2 separate regions of the Homo sapiens genome follow, and region 2 is linked to region 1. The links are chromatin loops, found by intact Hi-C in ENCODE. Cell type or tissue: ascending aorta. All regions are shown on one strand.

Region 1 (8,000 bases):
TCTCAGGAACTTCAAAGCTCTTAAGGAAATTAACGAAAATGCAAGCCTTTTTGTGATGAGAAGCATACCAAGAGCCGAAGGAGAGGGTGAATAATACCAGTGTATGTTTCAGTTAGGATGATTTCAAAAGCAGGTATGAAATATTCTCCTCCAAGTAGCTTGTCCAATGGGGTTGCTACGGTTTCAACAATAAGAGGCGTGGAGGAAGGCAGTCAAGAGATGGCTTGAGGGCCCAGCAGAGTCATTGAAGACCTAGAATATCTCCATTCGTTTGCTCAATCATTCTTGCCATATTGGCTTTTTATCCTTAGGCATTTGTCTTCATGGTTGCAATACAGCTGCTGCAGCCCCAACCATCACACCTTCATAAAGTACTAACCAAAGACAGGAAGACCAGGGAATGGGTAAGAGGCCTCCTAATTCATCTCAATTTATATCATGGAGAACAAAATAACTTTTGTCAGAAGCAGTAGAAAGGTATCCTTTAATAATTTTTTGGGCAGAACTGGTCTGTGGACACCAATACTTATAGAAATGGCTGGAGAGTGCGTGTCTGACATCTTCAGTTTCGATAATAGATGGTGGCCTTCCCCATAGAGAAAAATAAATGGTGGAAAGACCGGGGGAACATTCTAAGGACATGAAGAAGAGAACAAATTCAGAAAAGGAAGAGTTTCATAATGTGTTGACTTGAGAGATGGTTATTCATGGATACTCAGGAGAGTCATAGGGACATTCCAAGAGGGGAAAAACTAGAAGGAGGTCTGTGGGTACAAGTATCCCTAAGGGAAGATTAAACTTTGGAAGTAACAACAGAAAAACACTGGAACGAGGGGGATACATTTGGAGAAGACAAATGGAGCAAAATTACCATAGATTCGAACACTTAGAATCTGGGGATTTCAATGTTTTTGGCCAGAGGCAGTGGCCTCCATATGGAATCAGACCCCATAAGGAATCTGGAGCTCGTGTGTTTTTCCTTGTGATTTTTTTGGGGGGACCATATACCATTTCCAGCATTTAAATATTGAGAGCCACCTCACGGGCTTCTCTTGGAAAACTGGAAGATCTGGCAAGTCTGAGCTCATGCCCTTCACAGCAGCAATTGGCTGACACTAGACAGTAGCCGCCACCCATTGAAATGGGCCTGCCCGCTCCCATTCCTCAGGACACTCCCGCATCCAGCTTCCCTCACCTAGAGTCCCTGCCTGGCCTCTGGAGGCATGAGGGGTGTGGCCCCAGGTTAGGCAAAGGGGCAGCTGTTGACCCTCTGCAGGTGAATTTCCAGGAGCAGACAGAACTTCAGGTTGATTTTGGGTCACACCTGCTGGAGCCAACATGGGGCCAGAAAATCGAGGAGTCAGGTGCCTGTGGTCGTCGTCCCTCCCTGTCGCCTGCGTGGGTATAGGTCTCCGCAGGAGTCTACAGGTTTCGTTGTGTTTAACTCAAAAGCCAGTCAAAGCTGTGAGGGTCATGTTGTCCCTAGGCCCCCGTTCCTTTCTTTTATAATATAAATTTGCTCATTTTAAATCCTTTAGTTGAGCATCAGGGAAGGCATGAACAGGCATCCCCTAGTGACTCTCCAGCAACAGCAGATTCATCCAAATCTTTCAGCCATCGGCTCCTGGATATGCCTCCACGGCTGCTCTGAGGAACTGAAAATCTCTTAGGGAATTCAGCAAAAATGCAGACCTTAGAATATTTTTTGCCTCGTCTTTAAATAATGAGGTTTAAAAATCAGCCTATGTTATTTCCAAATTTTAAGGAGTACACATGCAAAAAAAATTTAATCAAACAAAGAATCACAGAAGCAATCTGATACATGTCTTTTGGGGGGATTAAAGGAAATATGTACAGTTGGGATTCTTGTGTGAATAAATGAGAGGCCTGGGCATGGGCCCGGTGGCTCACACCTGTAATGCCAACATTTTGGGAGGCCGAGGGGGGCCGATTGTTTGAGTCCAGAAGTTCAAGACCTGCTTGGGCAACATGGTAAAATCCAATCTCTACCAAAAATACGAAAAAATTTGCTGAGTAGAGTGGTATGTGCCTGTAGTCCCAACAACTCAGGAGGCTGAGGCGGGAGGATTGCTTGAGCCCAGGAAGCAGAGGTTACAATGAGTCAAGATGGTGCCACTGCACTCCAGCCTGGGTGACCGTGTCTCAGAGAAACAAAAAACAAAGAAAGAAAAAGAAAAGAAAAAAGAAACAGAAAAAGAAAAGAAATAGGAACTGTAAGTTATATTGCTAAGAACATAAGGGTCTTTATGAGCTCGCACACCTTATTAACTCTCACAACCCCTATATTAAAGGCATTTCTGGGCTCTGAGACCTACCTCTTTCCAAAGTGTGGGTGGGACACATCTTTACCTTGTAGCATAGATTCACCTGAGAATGTAAATGGCCCGTAAGGATTATAAGCTTTGATCCTGAAATGTATTTGCCAATTGCTTGTTGTGTTTACCAGCTGTCTCTGTTTAATGGGGAGTCCATAAGCATCTCTAAAGCGAATGCACGTGGTAAGCCCATTTCTAGATTTGTTTCTAAGTCCTGAATCTTTACTCCTATCTACTCCTACAGATATTCTGAGCAAGGGCCTTTTTGCTGCATGCCCCAATCCCTGTGAACACTGAGATAGTCTGCACATCCTGAGTAATCCATTTTGAAATGGTCTGGTATATACTAGGTGCTCAATAAAAATAAGGTATTGTTATTATTAATAGTACATTCTTCATTATTTCGCCGAACACATATTAATTAAACACTCACTCTGTTACCAGGCCCTGTGAGCAAAAGGGGAGAGAAGACAATTTACTGAGGCTAAAGTTAACCATCCCAGATTTCATCACCCACATTTCATGGCTTAGGGAAGAATAAGGTAAACTCCCTTCTCCAAATCTTCTTTGATCTTAAGCATATAGCCTTAACATCTGGAACTTACATTTAATAGGTTCAATTGTGGAGTTACACGATGATGGATTCTCATTTTTTCTGTTTGGAATTGGAGACGAAGCAATCATCACCAGGTGATTTACCTTGGCGAGAAAGTTGAAGAATTGACACTACAGTACGCTGCCACCAGGTGGCAGTCAATGCCTTTATCTTAGAGCTCGAACCACTAGCCGACCTCAGCATTACTAGTTCCAGTTTATGAGGAATATCAATAGTGTGAATATGTGATTAGTAATATTATGAATTGTAGGAATGTTATACTGTGGTTTACCATATCATAGACTTTTTAGGCACGTTATCCACGTTTAATCTTCACAGCAGCTTTGCGAAATAGTGTTATTTCCATTTCGTTAACAAAGAAGGGAAGGTTCCTAGGTTGACTGAGCTGCTGGAGGCCACACGAATCTTAGGTTGTGGACTTAAAACCACCAGACCCTCGATCCTGTCCTCATTCTATTCCACTTAGAGTTTTCGGAGTGCTGTTAATTTTCAACATTTTATTTAATATAATTTATTTAAGTAATTGAACTTAATATCAGAAAGCTATATGTTTAAGAGTATATATTATTTTTTTTCCATTTGACACCAGCCTGGGTGACATAGTGAGACCCCCCATCTCTACAAAACAAAGTAATTAAAAATTAGCTGGGCGTAGTAGTGGGGGCCTGTGGTCCTAAGCACTCGGGAGGCTGGGACAGGAGGATCACTTGAGCCTGGGAGGTCGAGGATTCAGTGAGCCATGATTGCACTCCAGCCTGGGTGACGGAGCAAGACTGTGTCTCAAAAAAAAAATCACAGAATAAAGATATACCTTGTAGAGTTCAGTACTTATTATGGGTTGAATTGTACTCCATACAAGATGCTGAAGAATTAACCCTCAGTACATGTCAATGTGACTTTACCTGGAAACAGGGTCTATGCCAGTGTTATGGGCTGAATGTGACCTCCTAAAATTTATATGTTAAAGCTCCTCATTTCTAATGTGATGGTGGTAGGAAGTGGGGCCTTTGGAAGGTGGTCAGGTCATGAGGGCGGAGCCGACATGACGGGTGTTAGTGCCCTAATGAGAAGATATATGAGAGACATGATCTAGCTCTCCACCACGTGAGGACATAGGAAAGAAGGATCTGTCTGCAAATCAGGAAGTCTTAGTAAGTTCTTACCAGGAACTGAATCAGCCAGCACCTTGATCTTGGACTTCCAGCTTCCAGAACTGTGAGAAATGAACATTTGTTGTTTTAGCCACCCGGTCTAGGACATTTATTCTAGCAGCCTGGACTGAGGCAGCAGATGATCAAGTTAAAATAAGGTCACTAGGCTGGGCCCTAATCCAGTATGATTGGCATCTCTACCAAAAGGGAACATTTATTCACAGAGACCGGCATGCACACAGGAAGAGCGCCCTGTGAAACTGGAGTTCTGCTGCCGCAAGCAAAGTGACCACTGGAAGCTGGTAGAGAGGTAGGGAGTATATCCTTCCCTAGCACCTGCCTGCAGAGGGAATGTGGCCCCACGGCCTTGATACTGGATTTCCAGCCGCCAGAATGGTGAGGCAAGGAACTTCTGTGGTTTCAAGACCCCCAGTTTGTGGGGCTTTATTAGGCCAAGTCTATTGATGACTCTATTTGTAAGGGCAAGTCTGTTGATGCCTCTATTTCTAATTTTAGCGGTGCAGCCTTTAGAGACGATGCATTTCACATAATTAGTATACCCAGGAGAAAATTATTCTTTGATTTTATGTTTGTTCCCTGCCAAAGGGACTAAAATATCCCCTTGAGAGATCAGCCATAAAATTTCCACCCTTTCTTGCCTCCTTTCTCTGCCTCCTTGCTCCTTTCTTCCTTCCTTCTCTTCCTCCTTCCTTTCCTTATGTTACAGTCTCGCCAATGCACCTTTTCACCTTCTGCTTTGGCTCCAATGAGAGGAGAGATTTTTTCTCCCTTTTCTTACCTCTGAGTTTGGATATTCCCACACCCCTCCCACCAGCATACATCCAGTCACTCCACACCAGAGCTGTCATTTAAAGATGGTCCCCGCAGATCCGGGAAGAGCAGAGGCTGTTACTTGCATGTTTGGGGCTCTGAGAAGGTGGAGGACGACCCCCCTGCTAGCAGAGAGCTTTGCCTTCAGTCACTCTTCATTTCCATGGATTGCTGGAGAGAACCCTGTTCCCTGTCTCCTATGGTTCCTCTCCACTGATGAGGTCAAGAGCCAAAAAAAGAGGATTAAGCTGTACCTGTGCTGAAAACATATATTAAGAAAACACTTCTGGAGGCTGGGCATGGTGGCTTATGCCTGTAACCCCAGCACTTTGGGAGGCCAAGGCGGGAGGATCACTTGAGGTCAGGAGTTCGAGACCAGCCTGGCCAACATGGCGAAACCCCGTCTCTACTAAAAATACAAAAATTAGCTGGGCATGGTGGCACATGCCTGTAATCCCAGCTACTCGGGAGGCTGAAGTGGTAGGATCACTTGAACCTAGGAGGTGGAGTTTACAGTGAGCCCAGATGGTGCCACTGCACTCCAGCCTGGGTGACAGAGGGAGACATTTTCTAAAAAAAAAAAAACCTTCTGGGAATTTGTTTTCCCGTGAAGAAAAAGGGCACTTTTCCCTGTAATCTCAGAGAAGAATAAACTTTTCTCCTCCCAATCTGTGTCCAGGTGAGTGAGTGTTGGATATGAATCAACATTTGAATATGCCATCTCCACTTCAGACATCATAACAATGCCTACGGTTCTCCATAAACTTTGACAATCTGATTATATTAGTTTCCTGTGCTTCCAAAACAAATGACCACAATCTGAATTGCTGTCTTAGTCTGCACAGGCTGCTAAACAAAACACAACGGACTCGGTGGACAAAGCAACAGAAATTTATTTCCTCACACTTCTGGAGGCTGAGGATCTGAGATCAAGGTGCCAGCATGGGCGGGTTCTGCTGAAGGCTCTCTTCCTGGCTTATAGATGGTGCCTTCTCACTGTATCCTCACGTGGGGATAAGAGGGCATGGGAGAGGGGAGAAAGAGAGAGAGAGAGAGGAGAAAGAGAGAAGCTTCCTTTTCTCTTTCTCTTATGAGACCACAGTCTTAATCTTCCTCTTATAAAACCACAGTTCTGCCTGATTAGGGCCCCACCCCTGTGGCCCCATTTAAGCTGAATTCTTTAATTACCTTCTAAAGACCCTACCTCCATGTACAGTCACATTGGGGGCTTCAACACATACATTTTGTGGGAGACACAGTTCAGTCCATAGCAGGGCTTAAAGCACCGGAAATGTATTCTTTCACAGCTCTGGAAGTTAGAGTCCCACATCTCCATGTCAGCAGGCCACGCTCTCTCTGCAGGCTCTAGGGGAGCCCCTCCTCACCTTTTCCAGCCCATAGCACTCCTGGGTTTCCTTGGCTGGTGGCTGCGTCGCTCCCGTCTCCGCCTCCATCCTCACCTGGCCTTCTTTTCTGAGGGTCGGTGTCTGTGAGTGTCCTCCTCTTGTAATGACACCAGTTCTATTGGGTTTATGGCCCACCCTAATCCTGCATGACCTCATATTAACTAATTACATCTGCAAAGACCCTATGTCCACTCAGGGGCACATTCTGGGGTTCCCAGTGGATGTGGATTTTTAGACGGCTTTGTTTCACTTAGGATGCTGATCACGCAAAGCCGAGTCATAGGAGTTAGCCACGGGAAAAGCTACTCTAGAGCTTTCACCACCATGCCCTTGAAACTCAACATATTAAAGAAGCTTTTATGAAAGACCTTTTGTATTAGTCCGTTTTCACGCTGCTGATAAAGACATACCCAAAACCGGGCAATTTATAAAAGAAAGAGGTTTAACGGACTCACAGTTCCATGTGGCTGGGAAGGCCTCACAATCATGGCAGAAGGTGAAAGTCGTGTCTCACATGGTGGCAGACAAGAGAAGAGAACTTGTGCAGGAAAACTCCCCTTTATAAAACCTTCAGATCATGTGAGACTTATTCACCATCATGAGAACAGCACAGGAAAGAGCTGCCCCCAGGATTCCATTACCTTCCACTGGGTCCCTCCCATGACATGTGGGAATTGTGGGAGCTGCAATTCAAGATGAGATTTGGGTGGGGACACAGCCAAACCATATCACCTTTAAATTAATATATAGTCATTTAAATTTCATGGGTCAGGCACGGTGGCTCACACCTGTAATTCCAGCACTTTGAGAGGCCAAGGTGGTCAGATCACTCGAGATTAGGAGTTCATGACCAGTCTGGCCAACATGCTGAAACCCCATTTCTACTAAAAAAAAAAAAAAAAAAAGCCAGGCGTGGCAGTGTACACCTGTAATCCCAGCTACTCGGGAGGCTGAGGCAGGAGAATCACGTGAGCCTGGGGGACAGAGGTCACAGTGAGCTGAGATCATGTCACTGCACTCCAGCCTGGACAACGGGGCCAGACTCCATCTCAAAAAAATAAAATTAAAAATAAATAAATTTTCTGACAATTATCCATGTATTTATCTAAACACCTCCTGAGTGTGTTTCTAATTTTAGTGGTGCAGACTTTAGAGATGATCCATTTCACATAATTAGTATACACAAGAGAAAATCATTCTTTGATTTTATCTTTGCTCCCTGCCAAAGGCGCTAAAATATTCCCTTGAGAGATCACCCATAGAATTCCCCGTCTTTCTTCTGTCCTTTCTCTTTCTTTGCCTCTTTTCTCTTTCCTTTTTTCCTTCCTTTTCTTCTTCCTTCTGTTCCTTACAGTATGTTTTCCTTCTTTCTTCTTTGCTTAATCACCTAAGGAATAGGTAACTCTTCAAAGCCAGATGAAATTCCTTTCTTTATAGTTTTTTTTTCTTTCTGTTCTATTTTCCCTTTCTGTTCTATTTTTCCTTTGAGTTGTACAAACGAATAATTTCTTTCAAGTTAATATTTTGCCTACTTAGAAGACAAGCCTGGAACATATTTTTCTACTTGTCAAAAATCTTATTTTAAATATCTGACTAGGTAGACAATAAATGTCACCTGGTCTAGATAACGAATCACTTCTTAAAAAAGAGCCTCACCTTG
Region 2 (8,000 bases), 140 kb after region 1:
AATATGAAGAAGTAGAACACCTTTGTTGCTCCGTAGGACCTCTCTGTCTGGCAGTGGACACAGGGCTTGTGAGTCCTGCATAATGAGATCATATACGATGGACTGCCCTGAGGATCAGACAGATACTTCACTCACATTTCCATGGCTCTTGAAGGAGAACTTCCAACTTGATGGATTTTATTACTGCCCTGGATTTGACAGGTCCCCTGTTGGTGGGGAATTGAAAAGGAGCATTTCCTGCCTTTCCTAAGTCCCTCCACAGTCTATGGGCCCTATGCTCACACAGACCCCCATGGAAACCCACCCACAGTCTGCACTCCCCCGTTCCCAGCTGCACAGACAGATCAACATGCAGAAACAGATGCACACAATGATGCCAAACTCAGGTTCCAACCACGTATCAAGAAAGATGAGAAATTCTGAAATAGTATCCTGAATCTGCTATGCATGGGTTTTTCAAAAGAAATAATACTTTTTTTTCACAATTATTGAAATCTTTTATTTGCTTTAAGACTTTAGAAGCTTTGAGAGGTGAGGAAGAAAGATTCTTGGAGGTGTATTATCTTTGAAAAATCAATTGTGCTGTTACCTCTATTCCCTCCAAAGGGAGAGAAAGTGCCCATCTTCTTATCCCAAACCCCCCAAAGGAAGAGGATCCAACAGGGCGGGCTATTTGTAGGCATTAAGATGCAACCCCTATGACTGGGGGAGATGGTGGCCTGAGTATGATTTTCCAGGGCAGTGAAAGGGAGATGTGCCTATAAAAGCTTAGCTCTGGGGAGCAACCCTGGGCTTTCAGATTTTCCCAAGACCAGAGACACAGGTATGTTTTATCTCTAAGCAAGGCAAGTGATACAATCTACAAAGACATTGGCACAAAAGTTGAAGGCATTTTAATTTTTAGCATCAAAGAATAAAATAAAACAAAGCGAAGAGCACATGAAAAGAATAGTCACCTTTTCTTTGGAAATGAAGCTGATGAGAATATCAGAAGGAACATGCATTGCTCAGTAAGTTGTTTTCCTGCAAAGGTTCCTAATCATCTCAACAAATCATAGTTCTATTAATTTGAAATTGATGTAAAGTTGGAGGAAGAATCAGGTCTAGGAATACGTGTGTGTGTGTTCACTTTTTCTTATAAATGCCTCCAGAAAGATACAGCTCAGCAGGACATCCAAGATGATTGCTTATGTAAAAATTCTAATCCAACTTGTATTAGGCCATTCTTGCATTGCTATAAAGAAATACCCAAGATTGGGTAATTTATAAAGAAAAGAGGTTTAATTGTCTCACACTTCTGCAGGCTGTACAGGAAGCATAGCTCTGGCATTAGCATCTGCAGAGGCCTCAGGACGCTTGCAATCATGGCAGAAGGTGAAGTGGGAGCAGGGTTTTACATGGTGAAAGCAGGAGCAAGAGAGTTGGCAGGGGGAGGTGCCATACACTTTTAAATGAGCAGATCTCCTGAGAACTCACTATCATGAAAACAGCACCAAGCCATGTGGGATCCACACCCATGACCCAAAAACCTCCCACCAGGCCCCACCTCTAGCACTGAGGATTACAATTCAACATGAGATCTGGGTGGGGACGAACATCCAAAATATCTCACAATTATTATATACTGGGTCAAGTACAGTATATGAGGTTTACCAAGAGAAGTTTGGCTAAAAGTGTCAATATCTCACTAGATAAAAATCTCAGGCTTCAAGGGGCAGTGCGTTGAAAAGAAAAGCCTTATTAAGATATAATTCAGTCTCTACTGAAAATACAAAAACTAGCTGGGCGTGGTGGTGCCCGCCTATAATCCCAGCTACTTGGGAGGCTGAGAGGCAGGAGAATTGTTTGAACCCAGGAGGCAGAGATTGCAGTGAGCCGAGATCCTGCCACTGCACTCCAGCCTGGGGACAGAGCCAGACTCTGTCTAAAGAAAAAAAAAAGATATAATTCACATAACATGCAATTCATTGCAATGCAATTGGCTTTTAGTATATCCACAGAGTTATGCATTCATCACATGACCAATTTTAGAACATTTTCATTACCCTAAAATTAAACCCCACATCATTTAGCTGTTGATGCAGGATTTTTCTCTGCCCACTTTGCCAGACTCGTGGAAGGGATGCCCATCTACTCAGTCTGCCATGCTCAACCCTCTGCAGAAGGGAACAAGTGAGTGAGCAACAACGAGATCTGGCTGACTGCTTTGGGCGTCAACACAGGAGCAAGCTCTGAGTGAGACCTGGGGCCAGTCCAGGCATGTCACCTTCAGGGGAATGTGGCAGCGCCCAGGTGAGGGTGCCCATGACCCTGAAGCCTGAGAGGAGGTGTTGCAGAGCTCCTTTAGTTCAGCCGTCCACAGGGTGTTAGCAGCTCAGTTGGCCCCTTGCCTCATCCATGGGGTGGTTGCCCTCTGCCAGCAAAGGCAAAGGGCTTGTGTGACAGCCTTTCTGGGTACCCACACTCAGTGGGTCCTGAGCTCTTGTCTGACATCCAAGAAGAATGAAGTCATGCAGACAATTGAAGGATGGTGGAGGTGCAGAATTTTATTGAGTGAAGAAAACAGCTCTCAGTGGAGAGGGAAGCTGGAGAGGGGACAGGAAGGGCAGGTCGTCTTCCCTGAAGTCAGGTTGTCCCTTCCCCAAAGTCAGGTTGTCTCTTCCCTAAAGTCAGGCCATCTCCTTCCCTGAAGTCAGGCCATATTCTCCTCTACTGACTGAGTCTGGGAACTTTATAGGCACAGGATGGGGAGTGTGTGCTGATTGGTTTGTGAGTATGCAAAAAAGGTTAAAGTGAAGACACCATCCAAAGGTTGGCATGATAGTGTAGAAAACCAATTAGGCAAGGGTAGCTATATGTAAAATAGGTGAAGGGTGGGCATGAATCAGAGGAAAGTGTGCCAAACAGGAAGACAAGTTCTCAATCCAGTCCAAGGATTTAACTTGTAGCCTGGCTTTCAGGCTTTCAACTGTCTTCGGCTTGGAGATGGGGTCATGGGCTCCCACCCCTGTCTGTCTGGGCATTTGGCTGCCTCCTGCTGCTATCACTGTCACTCCCAATCTTCTCATTCACTCATCACTCCTGCCCTAAATAACCATTAATCTACATTTTTCTCTAGATTTGCCTAATCTGGATCTTTCATACACATGGAATCATATAATAAGTAATTTTTTGTGACTGGCTTCTCTCACTTAGTGTAATAATTTAAAGATTCTTTCCTGTAGCATAAATCAGTGTTTCATTCCTTTTTATTGCTAGGTAATATTTAACTGTATGGATATACAATTTTATGTATCTTTCAGCTGATAGGCATTTGGGCTATTTCCACACTTTGGCGATCATGAGCAATTCTGCTGTGAATATTTATGTCCAAGGTTTTGTGTGGATACATGTTTTCATTTCTATTGGGACATAAACAACTCTTTTAACTTCTTGAAGGACTTCCAGGCTCTTCCAAAGTAACTGCAGCTCAAAAACATGCAGGGCTTTGTTTTTGTCACTGCTGGATCCCCAGTGTCTAGAACAGAGCTTGACACATTACAAGCCTCACAACACATGACTTGAGTAAAACAAGTAAATTCCACATCTTGTATTCCTGAACACTAACATGTAATATCAACATTTTTCATGCATTCTCTTGGAAATTTAAGCAAGAATTGCACAAGGGATTTTGAAAACTAAACACTTCTCATTTTAAAATGGAAATAAATACCTACCTTCCAATAGAGTTATTACAAGGCTGAAATGTGGTTATATACATGAAAGCGGCTTGAAAATTACCAAGTATTATAGAAATGCCAGTTGCTGTTACTATTTTTATTCAAGTTGTTTTTGTTAGGATTATCACTCTTCCTGTTCACAGTCCAGAACCAGACTCAAAGGCACTGAGTCACTTCCACAGTTATATTTGTTCCCTTAGTGTTTCTTGGCAGTGGGGTATGCAGCTATATTGGTAATATTTGCTCAGTTTATTCATACTGATCGCATGCATAATATAGATTGCCCTAAGACCACTCTCCTTGGGGGCTGATATTTGCCAGTCTCCCCTCCAAATCTATTCCTAACCCTAGTGCACCCTGCACTACTCTAACCTGTAGGCTGACCTTTTCATATCGCAGCACCTGGCTTCCTCTGCTCTCTGGCTTCTGGTTAGATTTTCTGATTGGAGACGCTGGGTTTTCAGGGTCAAAAGAAGAGAGAAGTCAAGAGATTTATTACCCTCCCTCTCTCCCTGCTCTCCAAGACTTGGCATCGTCTGTGTTCCTTTTATGGAGGCCACAGCTTCCATGGCTTCAAATGCCAAGGTCTTCTTAATGCCAAAGCTCCTGTGTGGTGTGGCAACTGTCCCCTCCTCTTGTTCGTTTGGTTGGAGTAGTGGTACGGAGTTAGTGTAATGGCTTCCCACTGTTGCTAGGACCTGGGTGCAGTGCCATCTCCCATTTATTTAATGTTGTCCAATCTATTGAAGTACTATCTTTATTAAATTTATTAAATTCAGTCCCATTTTGAGTGTACCATGTGTTTCCTGTGAGGACCCAACTAATAAACTAATAATAATAATAATAATAACTAACACTTACTTTGCACTCTTTACATGCCAGGTTCTACGGGGTGCATTCACACACAAGCTGGTTCACTTTGTCCTCACAGTGACTGAACGAGATTGGCACTCTTTCTGTAATTCCCATTTTGCAGATGAAGAAACTGATCCTCAGAGAGCACCCCTGACTCCCACCAGGTCATACAGCTAGTAGCTAGCAGAACCAGCGTTTAAACCTCCTTGGCTTGCATATAGGATCCATGCTTCAGCCCATCTGTGGGGTTCCAAGTTATGACATGAGAATGGCTCAGGCTGGTGACTTTCCTAAGCAAAATGTTGGCAGTGGGATCCATGACACTATTTAGCTTTTATTATTCATCATTAATTGTAAGAGTGCATGTTCAATGTCACTAGCTGAGGTTCTCAAGCTTGCACAGGGAGACTTTCAATTAATCCACTAAAAAAGCTCTTTGTGCCACAACTAATGCATGCCTATTAATGTGTGATTACTGTAGAAGGCCCAGTGTTCTTTGTCTGAGACGATGTGAAACTGACCAGGAGCGGGGATGATTTAGACACAATCAGAGTGCATTACACAAGCTCATTTTCACGTTAATAGGAACAATAAAAGGCTTCTCACCATATTTACACCCAGGCCTTCTCATATTTTAGAATAAAAGCAGGTTATAAAAGAAGTTGTTCTACACAGCACATTTACTATTTTCCAGAGCTATCTGCAGCTTCCTGCAGTGCTGGCAGAATGCAAATAGCCCCCATAATTTGTTAGGGATTTTTAAAATACATGTGCAGTAAATTAGATTGATTAGTAGCTTTATTAAATTGTATGAGTCACAATTTTAGGATTTAATAACAATGCTCACATATTAAGAAATTGTTCTTTGCAAGGAACTGTTCTAACATATATATATATATATATATATATATATATATATATATATATATATATGCCTTAACTACTTCCATCCCATAATAATCTTATCATGTAGGTCATATTTTCAGCCCCATTTCACAGACAAGGAAACTGAGGCACAAAGGTGTTATTTAGCTGGGATACAGATGTACCACTAGGAGACGAGCACAGGTTTATGAGACAGACTTCAATATCCAGGCTCCTACCCTTTATGCAAATCTCCCATTAGGGCTTCCACTCACTTTATAGATATCATTTTTTTTTCAATTTGGCTACGCAAAAACTTCTGGACTCATGAGCCTGAAGGGTGAATTGAGCTGTGATTTCTCTCAAATGTGTAAGTGAAGTAACTCAGGAATGGAAAACCAAATACCGTATGTTCTCACTTATAAGTGAGAGCTAAGCTATGAGGATGCAAAGGCATAAGGATGACATAAGGACTTTGGGGACTCAGGGAACATCGGGAGGTGGAGTGAGGGATACAAGACTACATATTGGGTGCTGTGTACACTGCTAGGGTGACGGGTGCACTAAAAGCTCAGAAATTACCACCAAAGAACTTATCCATGTAACTAAACAAAAAAAATATCTATCAGTTTTTTAGTCTTATGAGCCTGCCTCTGGCTGCAGTTTCGTTGCCTTGCTATAATTTGACAGGCAATGCCATTTTTGTTAATTCCTAAATGGCTGGTAATTGGGATATTAATTCTTACTTTAGCCTGATGGTTATTTGCGTGTTTGGACATTTATTTTCCTTATCATTTCTACTTATAGTTCATGAATATTAGAGAATGCCTGGCCTTTTAATAGTTGAATTTTTAAATTCTTTATTTGAGATAAACACTATAATAAAGTTTTCTAAGTGTTAAAAAAACCCAACACAGAGGTACTGTCTTGAGTGAACATTCTCTGGCTCTCAGCATGCAGTGTACAGACCAGGAGCACACTGGCCAGCAGATGTCAGGAGTTCCTCATGGAAACCTAGGCTCTGGGCTCCGGACTGAATTCCGTGGGAGAGTAACAATAAACAGCTGGCCTGTGAAGCCCCTCTCCTCAAGGCCAAATCTCCCTCACATGACCCCAAGATACGATCAGGTACTTGGAGTTCTAGAAACACAACTAAGCCTAACCGGATCAAAGACAGGGCCTACAGCAGTGATGGAAATACTAAATAGTGGTTATATTTTTGTATCTTCCATGACTTGCATCTGATGAGCCCTAAATGTCTCAGGGAGGATGGCTTATAAATGCCGGGTGAGACAAATGACTCTCATGCTTTGCTTTTATGACTAAATTATAGTAAAAACAATCGACTCTGCAGGACTCCAGTTCCTACTTTTTCCTATTTGACCATTGTTCTGTTTCGATTACGAAAAGGTTAATGGTGATGGAGATATGTGTGACGATGCCAGTTACCATGTATTGAGTGCTCGCTAGGGGTTAATTGCACGTTGAACAAATATGAGTAGTTTCTATTTAATCCTATAGCAGTTCCTCATATATTTATTGTAAACAATTAAAAATACAGTGATATGGTTTGGCTCTGGGTTCTCACCCAAATGTCATCCCAAATTGTAATCCCCACATGTCAAGGGAAGGAGGTGATTGGATCATGAGGCTGGTTTCCCCATGCTGTTCTCATGATAGTGAGCGAGTTCTCATGAGATCTGGTGGTTTTATAAATGGCAGTTTTCCTGCACTCACACTTCTCTCTCCTGCCACCATGTGAAGAAAGTCCTTGCTTCCCCTTCGCCTTCCGCCATGAGCGTAAGTTTCCTGAGGCCTCCCCAGCCATGTGGAACTGAGTCAATTAAACCTCTTTCCTTTATAAATAACCCAGTCTCAGGTAGTATCTTTACGGTAGTGTGAAAACAGACTAATAGACATAGATTTAAAAACATAAAGCAGAATACATATAGAAGCATATAATCAATGTCACCCAAAATAACCACCTTTTGAGGCTAAACCATTTAGGTGCAAGCACATTGAGAATCATTCTATCTTCTCAATGATTTTAAACTTTTATAAAGTCTCTTTATCTCTAGTTGTACATTTTATCTTAAAGACTAATTTGTCAGATATTTTTCTGGACACAAAATCTTTCTTCGGTATGGCTTGCATAGTCTAATTTTTTCAATCTTCCTCTGTCTCTGTTTGAAGTGAATCTCCTATAAATATACATTTATTTTAATCCAAAGAGATGCTTATATTTGTTTTGTTAGATTCAGTCTCCTTATACGTAATGCAATTCTTAATATATTTGGGCTGTCAGCTTACTCTGCTTTTGTTTTTCAGTTTGTCTTGCCTGTTTTGTCTTTTCTTATTCCAAATTAGAAAATGTTTATTTACATATTTTCCCTATGAATTAGGAAATTATAAATAATATTACTCTTTCTAAGGGATTATCTTAAAGATTGCAATATGGATAACTGACATATTAAAGGTTACATTAATTGTGGCTTTTCTTCTTTTCCAGGAAAAAGCAAAAATCTTAGAATTGTTTAACTTCATTTATGCACTTTTTGAATT

What was found. Hi-C counts contacts between places; a loop is a spot of excess contacts. Peaks named below come from ENCODE experiments on the same cell type or tissue, not always from the same donor. Only the 100,000 strongest peaks of a DNase experiment are listed, where the experiment ranks them.
Region 2: a loop joins it to region 1, with 5 times the contacts of the local background. A loop is called at or near these places in 3 of 110 quality-filtered maps.

The regions. Positions count from the first base shown.
Region 1 is chr12:128,064,690-128,072,689 of GRCh38, reverse strand. It overlaps LOC105370071 (a long non-coding RNA gene), which reads left to right. Exons shown (of 3, transcript XR_945534.2): 3 at 7-436. Among named protein-coding and RNA genes, the nearest start is that of LINC02441, 42 kb to the right of the region's middle. In ascending aorta, a CTCF peak has its summit at 3,080 (motif pointing right); no DNase peak of the experiment used is centred here; H3K27ac peaks cover 367 bases.
Region 2 is chr12:127,924,634-127,932,633 of GRCh38, reverse strand. The region is part of intron 3 of LINC00508 (long intergenic non-protein coding RNA 508); the gene reads left to right. The region is part of intron 1 of LINC00507 (long intergenic non-protein coding RNA 507); the gene reads right to left. Among named protein-coding and RNA genes, the nearest start is that of LINC00507, 13 kb to the right of the region's middle. In ascending aorta, a CTCF peak has its summit at 6,431 (motif pointing right); a DNase peak (open chromatin) is centred at 6,443; H3K4me3 peaks cover 415 bases; H3K27ac peaks cover 3,309 bases.